Regions from separate parts of the Mus musculus genome. Here region 1 is linked to region 2. The links are chromatin loops, found by intact Hi-C in ENCODE. Cell type or tissue: left cerebral cortex. All regions are shown on one strand.

Region 1 (8,000 bases), 65 kb after region 2:
CGCCCCCGGCTACCAAGTCATCCTCAGATTCATCAAAAGAGGAGGCAGAAGAGAAGCCGCCAGTGCCCCCCTCAATCCGGGATTGGGGTCCCACCGGCTGGGCCTCAGGTTCAGGAGTCTCTGGGGTGATGATAAGGCGGGGCACAGGACACAGGGAGCTGCACTCCAGGTGGGAGCACAGGTTAGTCACCAACTCTCCAGGCTCTGATAAATCTAATGGATCATTTCCATTGGACTCCCCCAAAACGCTGTCATCCCGGAGGCCATCAGTGCCAGGTTGAGTCAAGGCACTCTCAGTGTCTTTTGAGGAAAAACCATCACTCCCAGGTTGTCTGCAGGCTGTCTGAGTACTAGGTCCTTTGAGAGAGTCATCAGTTTGGGACTCTATCCAGAAGCCGTCGGTGTCATGTGGAGTCCTGGAAGCATCCGCGGACAATTCTTTGCCGGAGTTATCAGCACTTGATTCTGGTGAGAGGCAGACTGGGTGAGTTTGGAGTTTGGACACGCCATGGTGGGTCCTAAGGTTATCAACCCTGGGCTTGTTGTCCCTCTCTGGCAGAGTCTGCCACATATCGGATCTGTCCAGTTCGGTCCAGGACTCATCAAACCCTGGTTGGGTACAGAGGCTGGCTCTCTTTGGCCGAGACTGGAGGTCAGATCTGTGAAGATCAGTTCGAAAGCCATCTGTCCAGGAACCGGCCATCTCCATCTCAACCAGGGGGCTGTTCCTTCTTGGATGTGTCTGGAGGTTGGACCCGTCTAGCTCCTTATTTTGCCTGGGCTTCTCCGACGCAACTACTAGGCCAGCTGCTTCGCACTCCGCGTGTCCATCTCCACAGGATTCTGCCTGTGGACCGTTCGGACACGGCGCAGGCTCGAGGTCGGTCCTCTCCGCCTCGGAGTGGAGGCTGGACTCCTCGATCCAGGCCCGGGGACCGCCCCCCTCCGGCCGTCCCGTCGGGCCACCTGCTCCCGGTCCAGGTCGTTGTAGTCCAGGCTGTCGCCGCCGCCCACCTCGCAGCGCCTCCAGCCCCATGCGGGCCTCGGCTGGCAGTGCGCCGGCCTCCGCCTCGCTCAGGCTCCCCCGGCACGGGCAGCGCCTCATACCCGCTCCCAGGGCCCGGGCTTTGGCCCGTCCGGCCCCTCCTTCCCCTTTAAAATCCTACGAGGGGTGTGGCTGGGGAGCCCCAACTCGTGGGTTCCGGCCCGCCGAGCTCCAGGCCGCTCGGATATGCAGGGGTTAACCGATACTCCACCTCCCAGGGAAAGCCCAAAACACGGCCCTCGCCGGAAGTGACGAGTTGACGAGTGTGGGGCGGAGCCTCGGATGCCACCGTGTGTCTCGCAGGGAACCAGCACTTGGCTTCTGATTCTGGTCAGGGTCTAGGTCGTGCGCCCCCGCGATCTTTCCCTACATCACTTACTCCGCCCCAGTAACAAGTTCAACCACGCACTCATTCAACATTCAGAGACAAGATGGACTTTCCAAAGACTTGAGACATCCCCACAGGCGTAAGTTTCAGTGCTTCCGCAGTCAATTCTCAAGCAGTTAGTTGCCTTCCCTTCCACTAAATCTCCCGTGAGAAGTCTGATGCATGGTGGTACAAACCTGTAATCCCAACACTTGGGAAATGGAGAGTGGAGGTTCAGAGGTTGTCATCCTTAGTTCCATGGCCAGTTCCTAGTCAGGGGTAGTCACACACGCACACAGAGGAGACAACTTGATGGTACAGCTTTTTATACCCGCACTCTGGAGGCAGAGGCTAACGGATCTATGTGAGTTCTAGGCCAACCTGGACCACATAGACCCCCCATCTCAAACACTCCTCCCCAATACACACAAAAGGGGAGGGGAATGAAATGACAGCAGGTCTGCCAAATCTGATGTCCTGAGTTCGAGCCCAGGACTGCAGAGTGCGAGATTTGTGGATAAATAAATTTATATGTGTTTGTTTTCAAAGAATTCCAGGGCTAGCCGGGTATGTGCCCTACACCGTTAATTACTGTACTAAGGAGTCAAAGGCAGGCAGATTTCTGAGTTCAAGGCCAGCCTGATCTACAAAGTGAGTTCTAGGACAGCCAGGGCTATTACACAGAAACCATGTCTTGAAAAACAACAAAACCCGGGCGGTGGTGGCGCACGCCTTTAATCCCAGCTCTTGGGAGGCAGAGGCAGGCGGATTTCTGAGTTTGAGGCCAGCCTGGTCTACAGAGTGAGTTCCAGGACAGCCAGGGGCTATACTGAGAAACCCTGTCTTGAAAAACAAACAAACCAACAACAACAGGGGAGAGAGAGAAAGAGAGAGAGAGAGGAAGGAAGGAAGAAAGAAAAAGAAAAACAACAAAAACAGTCTCAGGGCTGGAGAGATGGATCTGTAGTTAAGAGCCATTAGTCGCTCTCTTGAAGAATTGGGAGTTTGGTTTCTAGCACCCTGAATGGGGGTTCACAATCATCTCTAACCACAATTCTAGGGCATTGAACACCCTCTTGTGGTTTCTTCAGGGCATGCATAGCATGCACAGACATTTGCAGGCAAAATTACCCGCACACATAAAATTAAATCTTTTTAAGGCTGGCAGGGTGGCACACACCTTTAATCCCCAGTACTCAGGACAGAGGCAGACAGATCTCTGTGAATTTATGCTAGTTCCAGGTCAGCCAGAGCTACATATAGAAACCCTGCCTCGAATAATAAAGTACATAGGTAAGACCTTTTTAGGAAAGAATTCCAGGGCTGGAGAGATGACTCAGTGGTTAAGAGCACTGACTGCTCTTCCAGGGGTCCTGAGTTCAATTCCCAGCAACCACATGGTGGCTCACAACCATCTGTGATGAAACCGGATGCCCTCTTCTGGTGTGTGTCTGAAGACAGCTATAATGTACACACATAATAAATAAATCTTAAAGAAAAGAATTTCAATGTTTAAAACAATGAAGAAATCTCATGTCTAAACCATGGGTGATGGCACACTCATATAATCATATTACACAGGAGGCAGACACAAGACATTCTTATGTTTCACTAGCCCAACACCAACCTGGCCTACATGATAAGAGCCAATCTCAAAAAACAAGAGCCTGGGTTTTACATGGGCACAAGGTCTTGGGTTTAAAAAAATTATTTATTATTATACATAAGTACAGTGTAGCTGACTTCAGACACACCAGAAGAGGGCATCAGATCTCATTGGGGATGGTCTCTGGAAGAGCAGTCAGTGTGCTTAACCTCTGAGCCATCTCTCTAGCCCAGGGTCTTGGATTTTTGTTTGTTTGTTTGTTTTTGTTTTTTTGTTTTTTCGAGACAGGGTTTCTCTGTATAGCCCTGGCTGTCCTGGAGCTCACTTTGTAGACCAGGCTGGCCTCAAACTCAGAAATCCGCCTGCCTCTGCCTCCCGAGTGCTGGGATTAAAGGCGTGCGCCACCATGCCTGGCAGGGTCTTAGATTTTTAAATAAATAAATGAAGATGATTTCATGTCTAGAGGACTTATGTTCTAGGCTCTGACACTAGATCATTACCTCAAGGTTGGTTGGTTCTTTAATTACTTATGTGTACATGTGTGCCTGTGCAGGTGCATTCAGGTGCCTTTGGCGACCAGCAGGGGGCATCAGATCTGGAGTTGAGCTTACAGGTAATTGAAGCTACCTGGACACTAGGAACTGAACTCGGATCCTTTGGAAGAAAAGCAAGCATTCTTAACTGCTGAGCCCCAACTCCAGCACCTTGGGGGTTTGTGTGTGTGTGTGTGTGTGTGTGTGTGTGTGTGTGTGTGTGTGTGTGTGTGTGTGTGATAGACTTTCCCTGTATTCTTGGCTGTCCTGGAACTCACAGAGATCCTCCTGCCTCTGTCTCCTGAGTGCTGGGATTAAAGGCCTGTGCCATCACCACCTGATACCTCTTGTTTTCTAATGCCGAGGCTCACACATGCTGTATCACTGACATATACCTGCAGCTCCATGCTTTCCTCTTATTTATTTTGAGGTAGGGTCTCAAGTAGCCCAGTCTAGCCTCAAAACCAAGGATAGCCTTAAATTCTTGCTTTCCCCGCCTCTTTCTTCCAAATGCAGGGATTATAGACATGCACCACCATGGCTGCCTTCATGATCCCAGTGTACCAGGGAGAGCTTTGAGTTCAAGTTCTACCCTTTCCTTGCCCTTGTTTATGTCATCTGCAATGAACTCAGATACATGGAGTTTGTGGTGCGAGGCCACTGTGAGCAGTGGCCCTGTGGGATTATCCACTGAGGTGATTTTTCAGCCTGTCCCTTATGGCAAGCAGCCTGCAGCTCCTGAGTCAGACCCTCACCTTTGGAAGAGGACTGGAGGTGCTTTCAATCTTGAAATTGAGTCACCCATTGGAGGGACATTGGGCACAGGCCCAAGGTTTCAGGATGAGTCATCTCTTCATAGGCTAATAAGAAGTCAGATACGGGAACCCACCTCAGACATCATACAAGTTAGAGAACATGAGGTCCAGAGAAGGAGGAGGGCTCTTCTGAGGTCACACAGTAAAGGGACAGACTTTCCCAACAAAGGGGGTGGGGCTAGACAGCGACAGTAGGGTGCCGTGAGGAACACATCTCTTCAATTGTGGGAAAGATGTCCCAGCCACCAGCTGTTTCTATTCCAGACAGCAAGAGGAGTGAGTCAATTTTCTCTCATGCCAAGGCTCCTGACTCAGCGCTGGGAATCTTGACTGAGTGTGTTCTGGGAAATGTCAGGCCTTAAGGAAGCAGGGTTCCCACTGAGGGCCATCTCCTAAGTAGGCAGAGTGGAGAGTAGACTGCAGGAGGGAACACCGGCACAGTATGCCGCCAAGGGGAGTCATGGTGAAGGCAGAGAAGAGTTCCTAAGCAAGGCAGTGGATTTATATGTGCCAGGAAGGAGGCTGGGTGCCAGGACGTGGGTGTTGGTACAAAGTGGAGAGGCTCCATGTGCAAGGGAAATGTTTGCTTGGAAGAATATGTGTTTAAAGATTTCTGGGGTTGGGGCTGGCGAGATGGCTCAGCGGGTAAGAGCACTGACTGCTCTTCCAGAGGTCCTGAGTTCAATTCCCAGCATCCACATGGTGGCTCGCAACCATCTGTAATGGGATCTGATGCCCTTTTCTGGGGTGTCTGAAGACAGCTACACTGTACTTACATATAATAAATAAATAAATCTTAAAAAAAAAAAGATTTCTAGGGTTGTGGCTCAGTGGTCAAGAATCGTCCCTGGAATGCACAAGGCCCTGGATTCGTGCATCCGTGGTGGCAGGGGTTGGGGGAGGATGTCCAAATACATAGGATAGATTTTGAGCTTGGCAGGCGGAAATGTAAGTGGATATAATGGTTCAGACCTGCAATTTCAGCAGGTGGGAAGTGGACGCAAGAAGAGAGAGACAGAGAGAGAGACAGAGAGACAGAGACAAAGAGGGACAGAGAGGGACAAAGGAGGGTAGAAGAATTCTGTCAAGAAGGACCATTGGTCAGTACAATGAGCTCACGTGCGCACCGACTAACACAGAAGACCCACAGAGCCTTAGCCTAGGTTCCACCCCTTGCCACGCCTCCTCAGCGGGGTGAGTTTTTGCAAACGTCGGCGAGCTGCTGTGCTACCATTGGCTAGCTGATCAAAGGGGGCGGGTGTGCGGACGTTCCCGGAAGCTTAAGAGGCCCAGCGGGTGCTAGACCTGGAGCCTAAACCTGGTGGACTGGGTGCTTAGCAACGGGGGAGGTGCCCCGTAACGGGGTCGTAACGGGGTGTCTAGGCAGGGGGCAGCACAGGAATTGTGAATGCTTAACAGCCCAGGGTAAGGCGATGCCTAGCAACGAAAGGGGCGCTGAGAAGTAGAGAGTTGTCCTGGCGGCTCTGTGGACGTCTAGCAACGGGAGAGAACCTTAGCAACAGCGAGGAGTTTTGTGGGGATTGGGGAGGCGCTTATGGAAAACTTGAGTTCTTAGCAACGTGGGCGGGCTGGGGGGGGGGGGGTAACTAGAAGAAACCTGGAAATAAAAGGGGAAAAGATATGGGGGTTAGGGGGGCTTTTCCAACAAGAGCGCAAAGCAGGAGGCCCAGTACTGTAATCCTTATTATTTCTTAGGCAATGTGGCTGGAGCTAGGTGCCATGCTGCGCAGGACCTGTGGACCGCTGGGCAGGGCTGTTCGTCTGCCCTGTGGGGGGGCCCTAGGACCTAGGCCCCACTGGTGGGTAAGAGGCTGAGGAGGGGGCCTCCAAGGAAAAGAGGTTGAGGGAAGGGGGGTGGGGAGTAGGTAAAATGATGTAGATGGGTCTAAAAAGGATTAGACCTTCATTCTTTTAAAATCCACTTCTCTGCAGGGGCCATGTAGGAGTTGCTTGGCCCAAAGTGTTCATCAAGACCAGCCTGGAAGAGGCCTCAGTGAAGATGACATTCGCAGGGCACGGGAGGCCCGGCTCAGGAAGGCACCCCGGCCCCAGGTATCATTGCTTCCTCTTCCCCCTCCCCCATGATAGTCTGAGGAAAGTGGCAGCAAGTCTGCAGGGCTTTTCTGCCATCTTGTCCACCTTCCCTACCTCACACCTCTCCTCTTTCTCAGCTGAGTGATCGCTCTCGTGAACGCAAGGTGCCTGCCTCCCGCATCAGTCGCTTGGCCAGCTTTGGGGGTAGGTGTGACCTCGATCAGAGAGAACATTTACAGGTGAAGCAAGGGAAAGGGTGAATCAAAGACAGGGTTAGGAGGGAGAGAGAGACAAGGAAAAACAGAACGTAGACCTTACTGTTTATTGAGAACCTGATGTGAGCAAGGTCTTGTAGGCTAGGCCTGTGTTTATTTCTTCTATTGATGGAGGAGTGGGGGCTGAGAGGTGAGGTGGCAGGACTTTAGGTTCCGCAGCAAGATTGTTCAGACATGTATGAAACAAAAAGTAATGTGTTGCAACCAACCCTCCAAAAAGGAAAGGAGGTGGCCAGGACACCCACCTGGAATTTCAGCAGTTGGGATGTAGGTAGGAGGGAACAGGATGATCAAGGGTTCAAGGTCATTCCTGGCAACATAGAGAGTTTGAGGCCGCCTGTACTACATGAGACCCTGTTTAAAGGAGAGAAAGGTAAAGAAGGGAGAGAGAAAGAGGGAAAGGGCCATTGTAATCCCTGTTCTTGAGAAGCTAACACCGAGAGATTGAAAAGCCAAGCCTGGGAGTGCATGGCTGGAGGCTCAGCTGCCTGCTCGGTTACTACTGTAGGACTGCTTGCACTCACAAATTCAAGACCAGCCTGGCATCACAGACCTTGTCTAGGGAAGAAGGAAAAAGAGAGAGAGGAAAGAAAGAAAATAGCATATAAGAAAATATAATGGGCAGTGGTGGCACACGCCTTTAATCCCAGCACTTGGGAGGCAGAGGCAGGCAGATTTCTGAGTTCGAGGCCAGCCTGGTCTACAAAGTGAGTTCCAGGACAGCCAGGGCTACACGGAGAAACCGTGTCTCGAACACCCACCCCCACTCCCCAAAATATAAATGTTGAATATGGATACATACGTGTTTTTGCTTGTTTGTTTTGTTTTGTTTTTCTAGACAGGGTTTCTCAGTATAGTCCTGGCTGTCCTGGAACTCACTTTGTGCTGGGATTAAAAATAAATAAAATACAAATAAAAAATAAATAATTTTTTTTTTTCGAGACAGGGTTTCTCTGTATAGTCTTGGCTGTCGTGGAACTCACTTTGTAGACCAGGCTGGCCTTGAACTCAGAAATCCGCCTCCCTCTGCCTCCCGGAGTGCTGGGATCAAAGGCATGCGCGCACCATGCCCGGCTCATACGTGTTTATACACATATGATTTGTTTGTTTTTGAAGCAGAGTCTTACCATGCAGCCCTAGCTGGTCTGCAGCTAGGCCGGCCTGGAACTCAGAGATCTGCCTGCCTCTGTCTCCCGAGTGCTGGGATTAAAGGCCTGCACCACTGCACACTCCTAACACTCCCCAGCACAAACATGCTTTTTGTGATGATATCTCCTGTAACCTGGCCTGGCCTCAAAGCCCCA
Region 2 (8,000 bases):
CCAGAACATGCTGTTTGTGCATAAAAGACACACAGCTGTAAGGCTCAGGGTTGCATGATCTAGGCAAGCTCTGCACGCAGCTGACAGGCAGCAATGAAACCTTTTGGGCTTTAAGAGTGTCTATGTGGTGGTCTCTGGTGGACTTGTCTCACCTCACTACTGCTCAGGACGCAGCATCTAGGTGGCTGTCCAAGAAGCTCTGGGCCAAGCCAGAGTACCCAGGGTTCTACCTGCAGTATCAAAGTGCTGCTCTCAACAGCGACACCCCGCCCCCCCCCCCAAGGAAAAGTTTCAACCACAGGGACAGCAGTAGAGTGACAAAGAAACTTACTCTCCAGGATGCCGGAATCACCGCTATTGGAATAATGTACCAAGGACCATACCATGCCACACACAGCATTATCAGAAGCCAGTGACTCAGTCAGACAGCAGGCCCTGCCTCCAAGCTACAATTAAAGGGGCAAACTACACTAGCTGGACCCTCCCTGGGGATCCCTCTGCTCACCCTGATGCCAGTCAATTCCTCCAGCTACAAGTCCACAGAGAAGAGACAGGGAAAGAAGGGAAGGGAAAGGCAGAGGAAGAGCTCTGCTCAGGAATGACCTAGGCTAGGTTACTACTGGTCAAGGCCACACTTCTGGCCGGTCTCCTCACTGCCACTGCCTCAGATCACTTCAATACCCCCCAGTCACAACTCTCGAACACAGTAAGGGAGGCTACATGTGGCCCTTCCTTTGTAAGTGGGAGAGCATGGAGTTGCCATGTAGAGTGCTTGGGCTATAGCTCCCTCTGTCCCTCTGACCAATCTGACCTGTTCTTTCCTCCCGAGGGATAAGAGCCACTTAAAAGAACCTGACTCTTAGCCCTCCACAGTCCTAGCTCAGGTCCTGTCACTAACACAGGTGGGAGGAGGCCCCACCTATCCCTTTAAATTGCTTTCCCAAATTGCTTGAGTAGCCAGGCACTTGAACCAGCTTTCTCATCCTCTGAGGCTACAAAGCTATGTCCCAGTCCCTGGGTGCTCAGCTCTCCTGGTGTCCCCACTGACTTCCCTCCTGCAAAGCTGCTGAGCTGGGGAAGCAACACCGATCTTGCCTGCACAGAAGCCAAACCCAGGGAGGCTCTTCAGCTATCAAGTAACAGGAGGGAGATGGAAGTAGGGCAGGTTCCAGCTGGGGTGGGGAGGAAACAGACCTGGGCCTGGGGGATGGGAGGCAGGGGCCATGGTGCCCAAGCCAGTTCCAGTCGGAAAAGAAAGCTGTACTGAGGCAGAACCCAAGATAGGGCCGTGGAGATATGGGAGGGCACCATTAGGGCAGAGCGCAGTCCGTAAGACCACCAGCCTGCAGCAGGCACTCTCTCAACGGACTGTATTCAGATCACACCAAGCCTCAGACTCACACACCCTTCCATGAAGAAAACAGGTATGTCAACAGACTAGAAAGGCCGTGGAGGTCACTGTCTGTCCAGTCGGCTCCTGACAACTGCCCACTAAATGTACACCTTTCCCAAGAAGGTCTACGGCTTTCAGCAGATTTATCCGAAAAGCCCTGACTTCAAAAGCATTAAGAACTACTGTTCTGCAACAAGGAGGCATAGAGGAGAAAAATATAAAGGCAGAGGGTCAAGGAAAGAGATCAGAGACATGCAGGTAGGAAGTGACAAACAGTCAGAGAACAGAGAACAGGGACTGGGGCGGGGAAGAGTGGGAAAGAGCCTGACAAGTGCTCTACCTGCGCGAGCACACTGTCACCCAGTGTCACCATTGGGAAGCTGCTCCTGGTGCTCCTGGCTCCAAGAGTAGGCTCACAGGGCAGAATGGAGGCCAGGCTCCGTGCTCAACTAGACAGGCAGCACCCCATCCTCGGCCTAGGCTAACTCGACACTGCCAGCCTTCCCTCCGCCTTCTGGTTCTGCCATCTGCGTGCCAGCTTCACTACCCGTGGTCTAAGGAGAGTCTGGACAGTCAGGGGCTCTGGGTCTCCCAAGGTCGAGGACCACCACCACCCCGGGCTGAACTATTTCTGGTACAAAACTCAAAGTTTGGAGGGAGGTAACTGTAGCCCCTCTGACGGAGGTGCCTACACCCTGCTACATAACCCGCAGAGGATTGTCTCCAGACCCCCATGCCACAGCATCAGGCACGCACCAGAAAAGTGCCTTACCTTGGTGCGCCCATTGATGACGTAGTTGCCCAGCCGCCCTGCACAGTGGCGGATTACTGCGTCCACGTGAGCCATGAGGGCACCAATGCTCCGGCAGCCTGGCTCGTGACCTTCTACCCAGGCAATCTGGTCCCCACGAATGCTGCGCGGTGGGATCGCCCGCTGGCTCACTAGTTGCCCATCACGAAGACGCCCGCCCCACTTCAGGGCTTCCACCTCAGCCAGCACACGGCCACCCAGTACTGCCCCCAAGAAGTTGTCCTTGACACAGATACCATAGTACCGCATGCAAGGCACAATATAGTCCAGGGCCAGGCGCTCAGGTGCAGAGGGCTGGACTTCCTCCCTCAGCCTAGCACTTGCCTCGCCACTGCTACTGGTAGTGTTGCTGCTGCTGCTGCTGCTGTTGCTGGCACCGCTGTCACAGCCCATACCACTTTCCCCCTTGGCCTCCTGGTTCTCTTGCCTGGCCCACGGTCGCTTGCTGGGTGAAGGGGCATCCCCACCATCCTTGGCCCACTTCCGTTTGGGGGCCTCAGGCCGGGCACCCTGGGCCGCCAGTCGCTGGCACTCCTTGGTGACCAACGCAGCAGCACCTTCACTCTGCAGTGGCCAAAGCTCACCACCATCCTGCCCACCAAAGCCCTCCCGCAGGGGACTGGCAGTGGTCGTAGTAGCAGTGGCTGTGGTTCTGGGGGTCCCATTGCCAGCCGAGGCCTCCCCAGATGCTCCTGGACGGTGATAGGCCGGGAGCAGAGGGCAGGGCAGGTAACTCTCCACCCCCATTCTGGCTCGGCTAGACTCCAAGGACTCTGACACAGACCCTGGCAACTGAGGGAGAGCTTGATTCAGGGCCTGCGGCTGGCACGGGCTGTCCATGGCAGCAGTGTCTTCATCCCCCGGGCATGGAGGGCACGGCCCGGGCCCATGGTGCCACCCTCCTCCGCCTCCTCCTCCTCCACTTGATGCAGCCCGGGGCCGCTGGGCCTCGTGTGGGGCAGGGTGAGGCAGGGCAGGCAGCAGGGGCTCCTCTAGTGCTCTGGGGGTGCTCGCTGGTCCCCAAGTCCACAGTTGTCTCTAGGAGCTTGAGAAGGGACTGATGGGGGTGGCTGGAAAAGAGAAAAGGAAGAACTTAAAAGAAGTCAAGAGACGAGCAGGTGGGAAGGGGTGGGGATGGTACCAGCAGGAAGTAGATGACAGACTGGGCCACAACAAACACACACGCACACAGGGAGACAACATGGGGCATATAACTTGGGAATTTGAGAGGGAATGTCTGGCATAAAGAGTAATAGAGAGAAAGTGCAGAGAACGTTGCATGACGGCCCAGAGAGGAAGGTGATAGGGAGACAGATATCTGTGGACGAAAAGCGACGATGCAAGTGGAAAATACAAGGTACCTGCCTGAGGTTTCTATAGAGACTCAGAGAGATGAGGAGGGAGGAGACACAGAAAACGGGAGTGTGGAATCTAGGGTAAAGTCAGGGTTGTGGGGAACCAACGGGCAATGCCACCGCGCAACATTCGCGGGAACCTAATCGCCTGGGTGGAAGATTACGAGCCAGGGCAGGCGGGGAAAACCGGGAGTCCAGGGACAAAGAGAACAGGGAGAAAAACAAGACGGCAGGGGAGCGGGAGGGCCGGTGGGGTCGACCTGTGCCCTACGGGAGGAAGCCTACTGGGGCCCGACACACACCCAGCCGGAAGGGAGGTCCTGCCAGACGGACGGACTGACGGAAGGGAGCCCGAGAGCAGAGTCCGACCCGACTGCCTTCCTCCCAACCCCCTCCGCCAGGACCCAGGGGCCGCGGGACGCCCCGGGTGACTGAGGCGGGGCCGCCTCGGCCCGGCCCCTCCCCTTGGTGGTTATTGCGCGCTCCCGTGGCCCCCAATGGTCCGCCCCACCGCGCCGGGCGCGCGCTTCCTTCCCCACCCCCAACGCCCTAGCGTGGGGTCGCTGCCGCCCGCGCGCGCTCCCGCCTCCAGCCCCGTCGCCCGCGCCCGGCCACCGGGCCTCAGACTCCTTCTCCTCCCCGGGTCTTTCCCTTCGCGCGACCTCCTCACCGAGCTTTTTCCTCCGGCCTCGGCGCCGCCGTTTGTGCCAGCCGCCCTGCGCTTCGCAGCGCGCCATACCCCGCCCCCCACCGCCCGCGACGCCCCGCCCCCGCCTCGCCCGCTGGGCACGTGACAGCGGCCCGGCCGAGGAGACTGCGCGTGCGCGAACCGCACGTTGACAGGAGGCTTAGAACGCACTGCCCAAGAAGTGAGCTGGTCCGGGACGCGAGGCTTATTTGCATTATGTGCTCCTCCCCTTCCACGCGAAAGCAGACACGCAGGTTCAGTAAAAGGCGTTCTGTGAGTTCTCAAGACGGCCCCTTGGAGAGGGGTACAAAAGAGCAGTTTCACACAGAAAGGCCCACCCCTCGGAGCCAAAAGTGTCAGTGAACTTGTCAGCTGGGTTCTTGGCATTTGCTATGCAAATGTCTCATTTACATGGGCCGCTCCTGCACACAGCCCAAGAGTATATTGAGAAATGACTGCGCAGTTAGTTGGAAAGTGTATGTAAATTCCTACGTCAGTAATTTACATAAGCACTTAAAAAAAAATAACGGTGAGTACGGGACGTCCTTAGAGAAGCGAAACCGGGTAGAACAAATGAGCAAATGTGTACTATTTGCATGACCCGCTCCTCGCTGCTCCCTCAGGGCAACTGTGGGAGTCAGATTAAAGCAACCTGGGACAGACTCACAAAGAAGACATTTGCAAAACCCAGCTCCTCTGTAGCCCAAGCGGATTTTTTGTTTCTGTAGTGCTGGAGACTGAATCCAGAGCTTCACATGTGCGATGCAAGCGCTCTACCACTAAGCTACTCTTAATATTTATACCACCATTCCGGGGAGGGCTGTGTGGATAGGGTTATTTGAATGCCCGACCCTTTCCACCAACTCCAGGGCCTAACAAATGGGCAATAAGTGGGCTTGGATACTTGCTGACATTTTGTGAGAGCAGCTGAAGCTGTCCTGAGGGGGGCTGCACCTGTCTCCAGAAGGCTATGGCTATAAAGACATCAGGGTACATTAAGTATGACCAGGAGTCCGGGTTGCACAAGAACCACAGTGGCACATGGCGAAGAATGTTCGTGTTCGCAGGCACACAGACACACACAAAGAAACAAATCTCCATCAGTGCACACACAAACCTCAGGAGCACGTGTTTTTAGGAACACAGTGAGCCACCGTCCTAGTTTGCAGACATGAGGTGGTGTACACTAAGTCAAACCAGGCACAGACTCAAGACCCCCCCTTAGATTCCCAAGTCCTCGGTCTTGATGTTGCACACAACAGCAGCCTCACCAACACAGTCACCAGGCCAGAGACTACTCACATGCCACAGTGTCATACTGCCCCATACATGTCACACACAGGGATGTCATCGCTGCACACACCACCTTTGATGGATCGTGTACTGCCACTACCATGAAGCATGTACACAACCTGGGATGGGTACATTGTAATCCCAGCTCATGGGAGGCTGAGGCAGGGAGACCTCAAATTCCAGGTTAGTCTAGGCTATAACAAGGCCCTGTGTCAAAAAGGGGGGCTGTGTGTAGGAAAAAGCAAGGACATGTATACAATGACGAACTCTGTCCTCAATGAGTACGTGAGCCAGGATGTACCTACCCCAACTTGTCCCACAAACCAAGTCCCACCACCCACAAACAGGGGCTCCTCATGCAGAGGCCTATTCATAGCTTCCATTAGAGACCACTTCGGTTTCCTCATCTCAGAATGACAGAGGCCGAAACACAGGTGTAAACAATGCTTTATGGAGGACCAGGACAGGATGGAACAGGCCTCCAGGTAATAAATAACAGACTTGCAACAGCGGGGCCAGGCAGGAAGTTGGGGCCAAACGGCCCTGGTCTCAAGCTTTGGGAGTTCTTCAGGTAGGGTTTGGGGCTCAGGGGGACTAGAGTTAGCCAAGGCAGAGGAAGCAGCAGCAGGTATGGGGTCCCCTTTCCCCTGTGGCTCAATCTTGCCCCACAGCCAGGCCCCACCAGGCCAGCGAAGGGGGATGGGGGATGGAGTAACTTTTCTGAGACTGGGGCAGATTGGGGCCTGGCCTCTTGGGGCCTGGTTCTGAGCCCCAGCCTTCGGGCAGGGCTGGTCCAGAAGAACAGGTGAGCTGAAAGAGAAGGGCATTGTGACCTGGAGGGTCCGAAGCTGGTCTCTAGACGTCTTCCTGGCCTTTGTCTGCCTGGACTCTTTTATTTTTATTTTTATTTTCCAGACCGTGCACTGTCTGACTCTGTTGTCCCTCTGCAGGTTATGTGGGGGACTCATTCTCCAAACACAGCCCTGTACAGGTTTGCATCTGTACAGGAGCATTTCGGTACCTAACTACCATGGCCCTTGCCAGGCGGTGACTCACACATGATATTCGGGACTGGAGAGGTACAGGCAGTAGGATGGTGAATTTAAGACCAACCTGAGCTACAAAGTGAGATCCTGCCGGGCAGTGGTGGTGCACCCCTTTAATCCCAGCACTCGGGAGGCAGAGGCAGGCGGATTTCTGAGTTCAAGGCCAGCCTGGTCTACAGAGTGAGTTCCAGGACAGCCAGGGCTACACAGAGAAACCCTGTCTCGAACCACCCCCCCAAAAAATGAGATCCTGTCTCGAAAGCACAAAACATGGGGGGCGGGGGGGGGGGAGGTAACTAAATATATGCCTCCACGTTTGTAAATTTCTGTGTCCCTTTTCACCCCTAATGGTCCAGGCTAGGCCTCGTTCCAATGCTTTTCACACAGGAGAGAGAGCAGAAGAGTGGTCACCGCTTTGACTGCTCACAGCATTACCTAGATGTTTCTAGGAATTACCTAAGGTAAATTCTGGGCATCAGTATGTTGTAAAGCTCCCCAACTTATTCTAATGGGCACTATTTCCAGAGAGGGAAGTGTTGGTAGGCCCTGACTAACTTTCTGTCCCAGTGAAGGCAAATCAGAAAGCGTGGTGGTTCACGCCTATAATCCCAGCATTTAGGAGGGCCTCAAGTTATAAGCCTTACATAGTCTAGGGGGAGGGAAAGGAAGGGAGGGAGGGAGAGAGGGAGGGAGGGAGGAAGGAAGGAAGGAAGGAAGGAAGGAAGTAAGGAAGGAAGGAAGGAAGGAAGGAAGGAAAATAATGAAAAGGAAAGGAAATCGTGGCTCAGTTGATTGTGCTTGTTTGGCCTGTGTAGGCCCTGGTTCCATCTTCAGCACCTCATAAATGCACTACTGCCGGGCAGTGATGGCGCACGCCTTTAATCCCAGCGCTTGGGAGGCAGAGGCAGGTGGATTTCTGAGTTCGAGGCCAGCCTGGTCTACAGAGTGAGTTCCAGGACAGCCAGGGCTACACAGAGAAACCCTGTCTCAAAAAAAAACAAAACAAAACAAAAGACAAGGAATCTGAAATCAAGGTCACCTGTGATTACACAGCAAGTCTGAGGCCAGTCTGGGCTACACGTCTCTGGGAAAAAAAGAAAAAGAAAAAAGAAAAGGGCAGAGGGGGAGATATTCTTATAAAATTTTTAAAATAAAAGAAATTATCAGGCTGGACTTGATCACACACCTTTCATCCCTTCACTAGGGAGGCAGAGGCAGGTGGATCTCTGTGAGTTCAATGCCAGCCTGGTTAACAGAGCAAGTTCCAGACAGCCAGGGCTATGTAGAGAAAACCTGTCTCAAAAGTAATAAAAGACCTGTTGGTAACCAGGTATGGCAGTAGAAACTTATAATCTCAGCACTTAAAAGGCTAAGGCAAGAGGACTGATGCAAGTCTGAAGCTATCCTGGGCTAT

Evidence for each region. Hi-C counts contacts between places; a loop is a spot of excess contacts. Peaks named below come from ENCODE experiments on the same cell type or tissue, not always from the same donor. Only the 100,000 strongest peaks of a DNase experiment are listed, where the experiment ranks them.
Region 1: a loop joins it to region 2, with 4 times the contacts of the local background. A loop is called at or near these places in 12 of 42 quality-filtered maps.

Annotation. Positions count from the first base shown.
Region 1 is chr7:27,227,383-27,235,382 of GRCm38, forward strand. It overlaps Itpkc (inositol 1,4,5-trisphosphate 3-kinase C), which reads right to left and starts at 1,235. Exons shown (of 7, transcript NM_181593.3): 1 at 1-1,235. The coding sequence starts at 1,105. It overlaps Coq8b (coenzyme Q8B), which reads left to right and starts at 5,631. Exons shown (of 15, transcript NM_133770.2): 1 at 5,631-5,791; 2 at 6,083-6,190; 3 at 6,320-6,439; 4 at 6,559-6,625. The coding sequence starts at 6,086. In left cerebral cortex, CTCF peaks have their summits at 1,046, 2,510 (motif pointing left), 3,572 (motif pointing right) and 5,777; DNase peaks (open chromatin) are centred at 126, 1,258, 4,715, 4,836 and 1 more place; H3K4me3 peaks cover 3,444 bases; H3K27ac peaks cover 4,792 bases.
Region 2 is chr7:27,162,455-27,170,454 of GRCm38, forward strand. Egln2 (egl-9 family hypoxia-inducible factor 2) reads right to left here and starts at 4,348. Exons shown (of 6, transcript NM_053208.4): 1 at 4,230-4,348; 2 at 2,166-3,274. The coding sequence starts at 3,044. It overlaps Rab4b (RAB4B, member RAS oncogene family), which reads right to left. Exons shown (of 8, transcript NM_029391.2): 8 at 5,979-6,350. In left cerebral cortex, a CTCF peak has its summit at 4,537; DNase peaks (open chromatin) are centred at 1,211, 2,230, 3,038, 3,985 and 2 more places; H3K4me3 peaks cover 4,757 bases; H3K27ac peaks cover 4,265 bases.